2 separate regions of the Homo sapiens genome follow, and region 1 is linked to region 2. A link is an interaction called in ENCODE POLR2A ChIA-PET data of the cell type or tissue named here. Cell type or tissue: A673. All regions are shown on one strand. Each heading gives the region's core, and the rest is flanking DNA. Links, peaks and the distances in the headings are about the cores only.

The links. ChIA-PET counts read pairs that join two places held together with the same protein. Peaks named below come from ENCODE experiments on the same cell type or tissue, not always from the same donor. Only the 100,000 strongest peaks of a DNase experiment are listed, where the experiment ranks them.
Region 1: POLR2A ChIA-PET joins it to region 2 with 6 read pairs; 3 of 35 experiments call an interaction of 5 or more read pairs at or near these places.

The regions. Positions count from the first base shown.
Region 1 is chr18:59,086,414-59,091,789 of GRCh38, reverse strand. No RefSeq gene overlaps it. Among named protein-coding and RNA genes, the nearest start is that of SEC11C, 51 kb to the left of the region's middle. RefSeq lists an enhancer at 185-686. In A673, for the core only: no CTCF peak of the experiment used is centred there; no DNase peak of the experiment used is centred there.
Region 2 is chr18:59,178,587-59,183,962 of GRCh38, reverse strand. No RefSeq gene overlaps it. Among named protein-coding and RNA genes, the nearest start is that of GRP, 39 kb to the left of the region's middle. In A673, for the core only: no CTCF peak of the experiment used is centred there; a DNase peak (open chromatin) is centred at 3,252; H3K4me3 peaks cover 712 bases; H3K27ac peaks cover 2,553 bases.

The DNA of each region.
Region 1 (5,376 bases), core at 92-5,091, 92 kb after region 2:
CATCTCTCCTTAGACCTGTATAGTTATTTGATTGGATTTTTAGAAAGGGGAATGTCAGTGGCAAGAACAGAAAGTTCATAGTCCCCATGATATGCTGAACAGGACAAAGAAAAGGAAATGTCACTACCCTCAAAAGACAAGTCACACACCGACCCTTCCAATCAAAAACACAACAGAGTGGCAGCTTGTCCTTTGCATGTGATCCTCAGACTCACCTTGCAGTGCATCAGGCTGAGTCACATTTGGCCAACATTGAGGGGTGGCTGTAAAAGTTGCCCCTCCATGGCCCTCTGGTTATTCCATGCCACAGGCCTGCCCAGCGCCATTCAGCTGCAGGGCCACCATGTCTTCAAAGACCACACAAATAACAGACTGTCAGAAATCTGCATAAGACTAGGAGAGATTGTGAGGCCAAACAAGAATGTCTCCCTCTGCAGAACCCTGCTGCAAACTGCCCCTTAGTTGATCTGAAAGGAGGACAAGCTCTGTCTATGTGGGAGGAAGAGCAAAGTGTTTTCCTTCTGGTGTCTCTGAGCAGATAATTGGAGCCAGAGTGACGGGGAGGGAGCAAATTCACACCAGAGCAGCTGTTTCTTCTGCCTGTTTTGAAACTCATTGCAAAAATAATAGACTTCAAGGATGGAAGTGCACTCAGTTGCCATGCCCAAGATGGCGGTGTCATCTCACATAGCAAAGGGAATGGTGCTCTCCCTGGCCAATTTTGCATTTTAATGCCGAGAGGCAGCTGTCTTGTCGACAGCAGTTTCACTGTGTTTTAAGAGAGTTTCTTTCATATACCTCCTCATTCACAGTGGAAAATATTGTCTCAAAGAGCCCTTAGAAGTGCTTTATTAGAAACCTAAAGTTTTAGGCCGGGCACGGTGGCTCACACCTGTAATCCCAGCACTTTGTCAGGCCAAGATGGGCAGATCGCTTGAACCCAGGAGTTCAAGACCAGATGGGGCAATGTAATAAGACTTCATCTCTACAAAAAATAAACAAAATTAGCCACATGTGGTGGCGTGCACCTGTGGTCCCAGCTACTTGGGAGGCTGAGCTGGGTGGATCGCATGAGCCTAGGAGGTTGAGGCTGCAGTGAGCCAAAATCACACCACTGCACACCAGCCTGGGAGACAGAGCAAGACCCTGTCTCAAAAAAGAAAAAGAAACCTAAAGTTTTGAAAGGTGTTATGGATTGAATTGTGTTCCCCTCAAATTCATATTCTGAAGCCCTTATTCCCCAGTACCTCAGGATTGTGACCTTATTTGGAAATAGGGTCATTGCAAGTATAATTAGTTAAGATGAGGTCATACTGGTGTAGGGTGGGCTTCTATTCAAACATGACAAATATCCTTATAAATAGGGAAAATGTGGCCACAGATAGTGGGAACATGCCACATAAAGATGAAGGCAGAGATCAGGGCAGTGCTTCTGCAAGCTGAGGAGCCCCGAAGATTGCCTGCAAACCATGGACGCTGGGGGAGAGCATGGAACGGGTGCAAACCATGGACGCTGGGGGAGAGCATGGAACAGGTGCAAACCATGGATGCTGGGGGAGAGCATGGAACGGGTGCAAACCATGGATGCTGGGGGAGAGCATGGAACGGGTGCAAACCATGGATGCTGGGGGAGAGCATGGAACGGGTGCAAACCATGGATGCTGGGGGAGAGCATGGAACGGGTGCAAACCATGGATGCTGGGGGAGAGCATGGAATGGGTGCAAACCATGGATGCTGGGGGAAAGCGTGGAACATGCAAACCATGGACGCTGGGGGAGAGCATGGAACGGGTTTGCTCTCGCAGCCCGCAGAAGCCACCCCTGCTGACTTTGAAGACCTTGATCTTGGACTTCAGGTCTCCAGAACTGTGAGACATGACATTTCTATGGTTTAAGCCACCCGCTTTTTAGTACTTTGTTACTGCAACTCTAAGAAACTAATACACAAGACATTGCTGTATACAGATGAAAGAAAAGGACAAGTCAAATAAGCTGGTGCCACTTCATGAATTAGGTAGATTCTAAGTGTTGAAAGGGGTTAAAGAGCACATAATTCCAGGAGAAAAATATTTCACCTTCCAGGAATGTATTTTGTCACTGGGAAAACAAGATAGGTATTCAGGAATCGAGCCTTGGGTTTTTTTGTTTTTTGTTTTTTGGGTTTTTTTGTTTGGTTTTTTGTGTGTTTTGTTTTTTTGTTTTGTTTTGTTTTGTTTCTTCTGAGATGGACTCCTGTTCTGTCGCCCAGGCTGGAGTGCAGTGGCACGATCTCAGCTCACTGCAATCTCCACCTCCCAGGTTCAAGCGATTTTCTTGCCTCAGCCTCCTGAGTAGCTGGGATTCCGGGCACACGCCACCATGCACGGCTAATTTTTTTGTATTTTTAGTAGGGACAGGGTTTCACCATGATGGACAGGCTGGTCTCGAACTCCTGACGTCAAGTGATCCACCTGCCTCGGCCTCCCAAAGTGCTGGGATTACAGGTATGAGCCACCACACCCGACCTCTTACTTCCTTTTTGAAAAATAGCATCACTCATGATGTGATCTCAAGTCTCACAGTCCTGGTTCCTAGTTCTTTCTTATGTGTGGGCTAAGTCCCCTGGCCCAGGAACTGTGGCCAGAGGTCCCAGGCCTGAGCTGAGGGGAAGTCCCTGGGCCTACAGCATGGAAAGCTCCTGCCCCTTCCTGAACCCCCCCGCCTCCACCCCTTAGAGAGGTTGCAGGGAAAGGAGAGTACAAGGACTTGTAGCATTTGTCTACTGGCCAAACAGGTGCCAGAGCTCTCATCACCCACTAGTCACCAGCACAGAGCCCTCTACATGAGATACCAATTAGAGGATCAGGCTGGAAAGGCTGGGAGAGCCCAGTGAGCCCACCAATGAAGAACGTGAGGGAGGATCCTACCCTGTAGCCAAAGGGCAGGTATCAGAAGAGGACAAAGGCAAGTGGCAAGGAGGTGCCTGAAGGGCCACAGCCTCTGGTCATTGCAAAGCTTCCTTGAGCATCTCTGTTCCTATGATCTGGAATCTCCCATCCCAAGGACTGCCACGTAGTCTTCATCAGAGTGCTGATTAAGGGCAGAGGCCAGGGAATCAGCTGGCCTTGGTTCAAACCCTTCTCTGTCAGTTACTAGCTGTGTGACCTTGAACAAGTGACTCAACCTCTCTGAGTCTCACTTTTTTCAACTATAGTATGGAAATAGTAGTAGAGACTTTGGGATGGATTAAGTTAAATAACCCATCTAAAGGGTTTAGTACCTCATCAGGTACATGGTAAGTCCTCAATCCATGTTAACTCATTAATAAACTCACTTTTACACCTGAAAAAAGCATTACCCCCTTGCAGCCCATCTGGAAAATGTCCATCCTGCTTAATCAAACTCTCTCTCCTTGTTCACAGCAGCAAGTATAGGTTTTCTCTCTTTTTTTAAGAGACGGGCTCTTGCCCTGTCACCCAGGCTTGGAGTGCAGTGGCACGATCATAGCTCATTGCAACCTCAATGAGTTCTCTTTTTGTTGTGGCAGATCAGAGCAGACCCCATTAGATAGTGATGATTAGCTGTTGATTAGAGTCATTTCTACTATGGGATGAAAAGAAATCGCATTTCTCTCTGCCCGCCTCCAAATTCCAGGCTCAGCTCCCTGACAGTCTAGGGGTCAGAGAATTAGGCAGTGTGTTCCTCTGCACATGCAGAGAGAACGTTTGTTTGTTTGTTTGTTTGTTTGTTTTTGAGATGGAGTCTCCCTCTGTTACCCAGGCTGGAGTGCAATGGTGCAATCTCAGCTCACTGCAACATCCACCTCCCGGGTTCAAGTGATTCTCCCACCTCAGCCTCCTGAGTACCTGGGACTACAGGCAGGCGCCACCCTGTCATAGAGACAGGGTTTCGTCATGTTAGCAAGGTTGGTCTTGAACTCCTGACATCAGGCAATCCACCCACCTCGGCCTACCAAAGTGTGGGGATTACAGGTGTGAGCCATGGAGCCCAGCCCAGGGAGAGCATTTTTGTGCTTTAACAAAGCATGATATCAAAGTAATATGAGTAAGCTAGATGGCCAGAGAAAGAAACACTGGCAAGCTGCATTCTTTCAGAGCCAGACTACACCTGAATTGGGAGGAGCAGAGTGAGCGAGAGCAGATGAATTCAGCGATACTGAGATCAAGTGTGGCCAGCACATCTCTGCCCACATCACACAGCCAGCTGTCAGGTGAACTAGATTATATATAAGTAAACACATGTCTCTAACTGTTGAGTCAGGGAATATGAAGTCACATGGCTATGCCTGCAAGGGAGGCTGGGAAATGGCGTTCAGCTGGGCAACCATGTGCCTAGCTACAGTCTGCTATTATGAAAGGAGAAGACAGATGTTGGGGAACACACAGCAGTCTCTCTCACAAGGGGGTATAAAGAGAGAAGATCGAGGAGGGGAGCCAGGCACGGTGGCTCAGGCCTGTAACAATCCTCCCAGCTTGCAGCCAGGAGTTAGAGACTGTAGTGAGCTATGATGGCACTACTGCCCTCCAGCCTGGACAACAGAGCAAGACCCTATCTCTAAAAAACAGAGGAGGGAATTAGAGAGTGAGAACAGAGGTGAGAATGGAGAAGAAGAGTTAATTATAAGTAGAAGAAAAAACTCCAGTTGCTGAGGCAAAGCCCTGGGGTTGGATTCCAATCAGTGCCAACAGCATCATAGCAGTTGCTGAGTTGTTATTCTGGGGTTTAGGAAGAGGATGTCTGTGACTACAGTAAGAAAGGGGGGCCTATTCCATCTCCCGGGCCTTACCAGCCTCCACTTCAGGCTCATCTTGTTTCTGTCATGATTTTGTGCTTCCGACTCTTAAAATTGTTCTGCATTTTGTTCCCTTTTATTTGCCCACTGTCTTTAAACAACTCGACCAGACAACTTGAACAAAAGCTATGACTGAACAGGGATCATGAAAAGTGGGGGTCCTCTACTTCCACTATGAATGGAAAAGTATAGCACGCTTCCTTCCCTTTGCATAGTGGTCGTTTTTCAAAAGGTTCTTGCAGATGTTGTCTCAATTCCTTCTGTAACGAAACTGCAAGGCAGGGACAGACACTGTTAATAATAAGTAGTCAGGGTGCAGCCTCTGGGGTCAGACTGCCTGATTGAAATCTCAGCTCTGCCATTTATGAGCTGTGTGATCTTGGGGAACTCAACCCCTCTGAGCCTCATTTTTCTCAACTATAAAATGGGATACTAACAATATCTACTTGGAAAGATTGTTTAGTATCTATTTCTATGAGTTTTGTGTATTAAATGAAACAATTCTGTTTGGCACATGGCAAGCACTTTACAGGTAGGAAAACTGAGGTTCAACTAAAGTGATTTGCTTAAAGATTCAGAATCTG
Region 2 (5,376 bases), core at 153-5,152:
ATTTTCCTGTTCAAGTTCCGAATTTTGGGTTGTAGTTTCATCTTTTCTAGGAGGCTTCTCTGGTGGCTTTGCTGCTGTCCCCACCGACTCTCCACGTCCCCATAGTAAACAGTCCAGAACCAGCTTTTATAAAAGCCTTGAGATACTGCAAAGCCAGACACAGAATCAGGTAGCAGCGTAGCGAAGGTCCTGTGAGAAAGGATGTGTTAATGTCCTCCTACCTTCCTTTTTGGGCATGCAGCTATGAAAAAAAACAGAACCTTAATCAACTCTTGCTACAGCTTTTTCCAGCCTTTTTATTCACATGGGGGAAGCTTACTCCTGCTTTGCATTCAGTCCAAGACCCTGGTTCCATTTCCCTATCTCATAGCATTCTTCTTTTTATTTTTTATTTTTGTATTTTTTGAGACAGACTCTCACTCACTCTCTCGCCCAGGCTAAAGAGCAGTAGCACCATCTCGGCTCACTGCAACCTCCACCTCCCGGTTCAAGTGATTCTTCTGCCTCAGCCTCCTGAGTAGCTGGGATTACAGGTGCACACCACCATGCCTGGCTAATTTTTGTACTTTTAGTAAAGACAGCTTTTCGCCATGTTGGCCAGGCTGGTCTCAAACTCCTGACCTCAAGTGATCTGCCTTCCTCGGCCTCCCAAAGTGCTGGGGTTACAGGTGTGAGCCACTATACCCAGCCTCTCATAGCATTCTTAATCCCTGCAGTTCCCCAGGAACTGAACCCCAGACTAGCTCTGCCTGTTATAACCAAGAGCCCCGCAGGGCAGCATCTGCTAGTGTTTGGTGCAGAGGTGGCGCTTATGAGACAGAATGTCTTCAAAGCGTTATTCTTGCCACCAGCATCCAATCACCTCCCCATTTTGGTACTCTCCCCAGGCACTCAGGATGGTATTGCAGCAACTCCAAGTGCACTTATACCACATCTTCCCAACCCTCCATCAAAATATATATCCTATATATCACTATCCTGAGCCTTTAATCTCCTCTGTGCAAAATTTAACCTGACTTCTCTAATGCTACCCACATTACAGCTGGGACAAATTACCCTTAAGGGAAGGAGTAGTCCCAAGTGAGATTTTATGTTTGCAGCTGGTATTCCCAGCCAGAGGAAAGCATTCCTAAGGGCCAACTCCAATAATAACAAGACAGAGAATTGCTAACATCTTCAGTGTAATTATTCCAAGGTATCTGAGTTTCCGTTTTATTTTCTTGCAGAATTTAATTATATATTTGATTTCAGCTACTTAAATGTCATAGCTAAAGACACCAGGCTTTGTGTAAGACTGGGAAATTAAAGGATTACATTCATTAATTCATGTTATTTAATATTTACACGTTTTGGCAAGATATTCATTGGTCTAAAAAAGTTTGGGCCAGACATGGTGGCTCACCCCCGCAATCCCAATACTTTGGGAGGCCGAGGCAGGAGGATCACGTGAAACCAGGAGTTCAAGACAGCCTGGGCAACAAAGCCAGACCTTGTGTTTACAAAAAAAATTTTTTTAATTAGCCAGGCATGGTGGCACATGCCCGTAGTCACAGGTACTGAGTGGGGGGATCACTTGAGCCCACGAATTTGAGGCTGGCAATGAGCATTCCAGCCTGGACAACAGAGCGAGACCCCATCTCTTAAAAAAAAAAAAAAGAGTTGGTGTTTATTAAAGTCACTGCTACCCTTTCAGCAAGCAAAGATCGACTTAAATTCCCACACAGGGGAGGTTTTACTTTCGCATATTGCAGGAACCAGGTAGTGTTCTAGTGCATGCTGACCCATAATTAATTTGCAGGCTCACACAGGAAAACCACCAAAACGCCTTGGTACTGGACAGTAAAAATGAGGTGTTATGGATAGATTTGTTTTTTTTTTTGGAGATGGATTCTCACTCTGTCACCCAGGCTGGAGTGCAATGGTGCAATCTTGGCTCACTGCAACCTCCGCCTCCTGGGTTCAAGCAATTCTCCTGCCTCAGCCACCCAAGTAGCTGGGATTAAGGCACCCGCCATCACGCCCAGCTAATATTTTTGTATTTTTAGTAGAGATGGGATTTTAACATGTTGGCCAGGCTGGTTTCAAACTCCTGACCTCAAGTGATCTGCCCGCCTCGGCCTCCCAAAGCGCTAGGATTACAGGGGTGAGCCACTGTGCCAGACGGATTCATTTTATTTTTTCACTTTTTGAGACAGAGTTTCACTTTTGTTGCCCAGGCTGGAGTGCAATGGCGTGATCTCGGCTCACCACAACCTCTGCCTCCCAGGTTCAAGCGATTCTCCTGCCTCAGCCTCCTGAGTAGCTGGGATTACAGACATGCGCCACCACACCCAGCTAATTTTGTATTTTTAGTAGAGACAGGGATTCACCATGTTGGTCAGGCTGGTCTCAAACTCCTGACCTCAGGTGATCCACCCACCTCGGCCTCCCAAAGTGCTGGGATTACAGGCATGAGCCACCGTGCCTGGCCGGGATTCATTTTTTAACTTAAAGTAATATTTATTATTGTTGTACTCATGCGTAGTTTTTGGCTCCAACAAATTAACCTCCTGTGTGTATATCACCAATATCACCCAACAGTGGCCAGAGAAGAAGCCCTGAATCCATCACCGAGAACCCCAAGGCCTCAGGGTGAGTAGCAATAGAGAGTCACCTCTGCATTCTTTCAGGTCCACATATTTTTCACCAGAGCTTTTCATAAGTGGGTACAAAGTATATCGATTTGAATTTTATCTCCCTTCGCTCTTCTTCTTTTGCATACATTAGCCAGAAGCAGGTATCAGGAAAACTCAAATGTCTGGACCATTTAAAAACTGGGTAATACATTCCTAAATGTGCAAATTACCTGTCTTTTTTTTTGTGTGGAATTTTAAAATGGAGATAGAGCCAGTGTTTCTGAAGGACAATAACATAAGGAAATTAGAAACGTCATATGTTAAGCTATCATAATCAAAAAACTCTGAAACAGCCCATCGAAAACACACTTTTGCAAATTCTGAGGAAAAAAGGCCACTGACTTTCATGCAGACTTTAAATATATATTCATAATCTACAATTTACTGCTGTGCTCTGGCCTCTAAAACTTTTTATAATCTTCCATTTTTCTTCTGGTACAGGAACGTCACTCCATGGTTCTTAATATTTCTGCTTTACTTTGGGCTGTCAGGAGTAATTTCCTTGTGGTTAGAGATGCAAATAGCCTCCGCCTTCCTTGGAGGGTCGCCCAGGCCCTGCCTAATCCCTTTTCCGGGGGAAGAGGCTCCATGCAGATGAGACACAGAAAACTCAGCAGCTAAGAAAGGCAGTGTTTGGGGAAAAAATGAAATTTGAAAATTCCTTTAGTGGTAGCTGTCATGGAGTGTTTTCAATATGGAGTCCTGCTTAGTACCTCCTGTCAAATGACACACCCTGTCCTGGGGCTGGTGCCAATAGAAACATAGATTACAAGATTCAAGCAGATTGTTTCATCCACGTTCACCCAATAAATGTAATTAGTAAGCACCCTCTCAGCTCCAGACTAACAGAGATTGTACCCTGGAGCTCCAAGGAAACAAGGTAAGAACCAGCACGCAGTGGGAGGGCTGATCACAGCAGATGATCCCAGTATGATCAGGTGAGCATGGGTACAGAGGGTGTTCTTGACTGGGCAGTCACAGAAGGGCATGGACAGGAGACACTCTCTTTCCATGTTGCCTTTAGGTCGTGGTTGATTTTCTGCGGATGAGCCTCATGGCTCTGTTACCCAGCGAGGAGAAGAAACACTTTTCACCTGGGCTCTTGTCTCAGTGTATTCTGAGCCAAATCAATACAGCACATCCTACCACCAGTGAGGATCTCAGGTTTTTCTCATTCTGGTACCCTTTCCTATGAGGCCGTCTGACCCAGTAGGTTCAAGTAGAAACCCCAAAACCTCCAGAGGAAAGGCTGGAAGGTGATAGCATCCTGGAGCCTGGCTATTCCACGTGGGTCCACTGACCAACGGCAGCAGCACTGCCTGGGAGCTCGTTAGAAATGCAGACCCGCAGCTCCATCCCAGAACTTCTAAAGCAGAATCTGCGCTTTAACAAGATCCCCAAGTGATTCCTATGCACAGTGAAGTTCTGAGAAGCACTGACTTAGGGGCGTTTATATGTGTGGGAACCAAAGTGCTAACCTTCCTACCTGCTAAAGGCTGAATGTCTGTGTCTCCCCAAATTCGTATGTTGAAATCTAAGCCCCAGTGTGATGGTATTAGGAGGTGGGGCCTTTGGGAGGTGATTAAGTCATGAGGACTGAGCCTTCATGGATGGGATTTGTGCCCTTGTAAAAGGAACCCCAGAGAGCTTCCCCAGCCCCTTCTACCCTGTGAGGACACAGGGAGATGATGGCCATCTAGGAATCAGGAAGACACCTCACCAGACACTGAACCTGCAGGTGCTTTCATCTTGGACCTCCTATCCTCTAGAACTGTGAGTAATCAATCTTTTCTTTTTCTTTCGCTCTTTTCTTTTCTGACACGGTCTTACTCTGTCACCCAGGCTGGAGTGCAGTGGTGTGATCACAGCTCAATGCAGCCTTGAACTCTCTGGTTTGAGCAACCCTCTTACCTCAGCCTCCCAAGTAGCTGGGACTACAGGTGTGCACCACCAGACCTGGCTATTTTTTTTTTTTATTTTTGTATAGATTGGGTCTTACTATGTTGCCCGGGCTGGTCTTGAACTCCTGAGCTCAAGTGATCCTCCCATCTTGGCCTTTCAAAGTGCTGGGATTACAGGCATGAGCCACTAAGCCTGGCTGAGAAATCAGTTTCTGTTGTTTAAAATCTACTGATTGTATGGTATTGCTACAGCAGCTCAATGAACTAAGATACTACCTTCCTCAACTTCATACACATAACACTGAGGTGCGCTTCTCAGATTCTCAGATATTGCTTTGCCATAAAGAGAGAGGGATTTGAAGAGAATGCTGCAAGGAGGAAGTGAGTGAAGCAGGTGGCTCTCAGGGAGGGGCTGCCTCTGAGGGGATCTTTGCTCCATGGCAAAGGTGAGGTGGGTAGAACACCATCTAGAAATTCTCGCAGTCGACAGGGCTAGAGATGCAGGGATCACTTGTCCTAGTAATATCCCCTGGAAGAGGAATCCCTGACCTGCTTAATGGAGACCACTTCTCCTCCACCAGAGGTAAGAAAGCTGTTTTTACATTGTGACGTTCAACCCTGGCTGCCCATGACAGTCACCCAGAAGCTTGAAGAGATAGAATGCCTGGTCCCCCCTGCAAAGACTGTCTTTCAAATAAACTGGTTGGGGCCAGAAACCCTGATTATTATTATTATTATTATTATTATTATTATTATTATTATTATTGAGACAGGGTCTCTCTTTGTTGCACAGGCCGGAG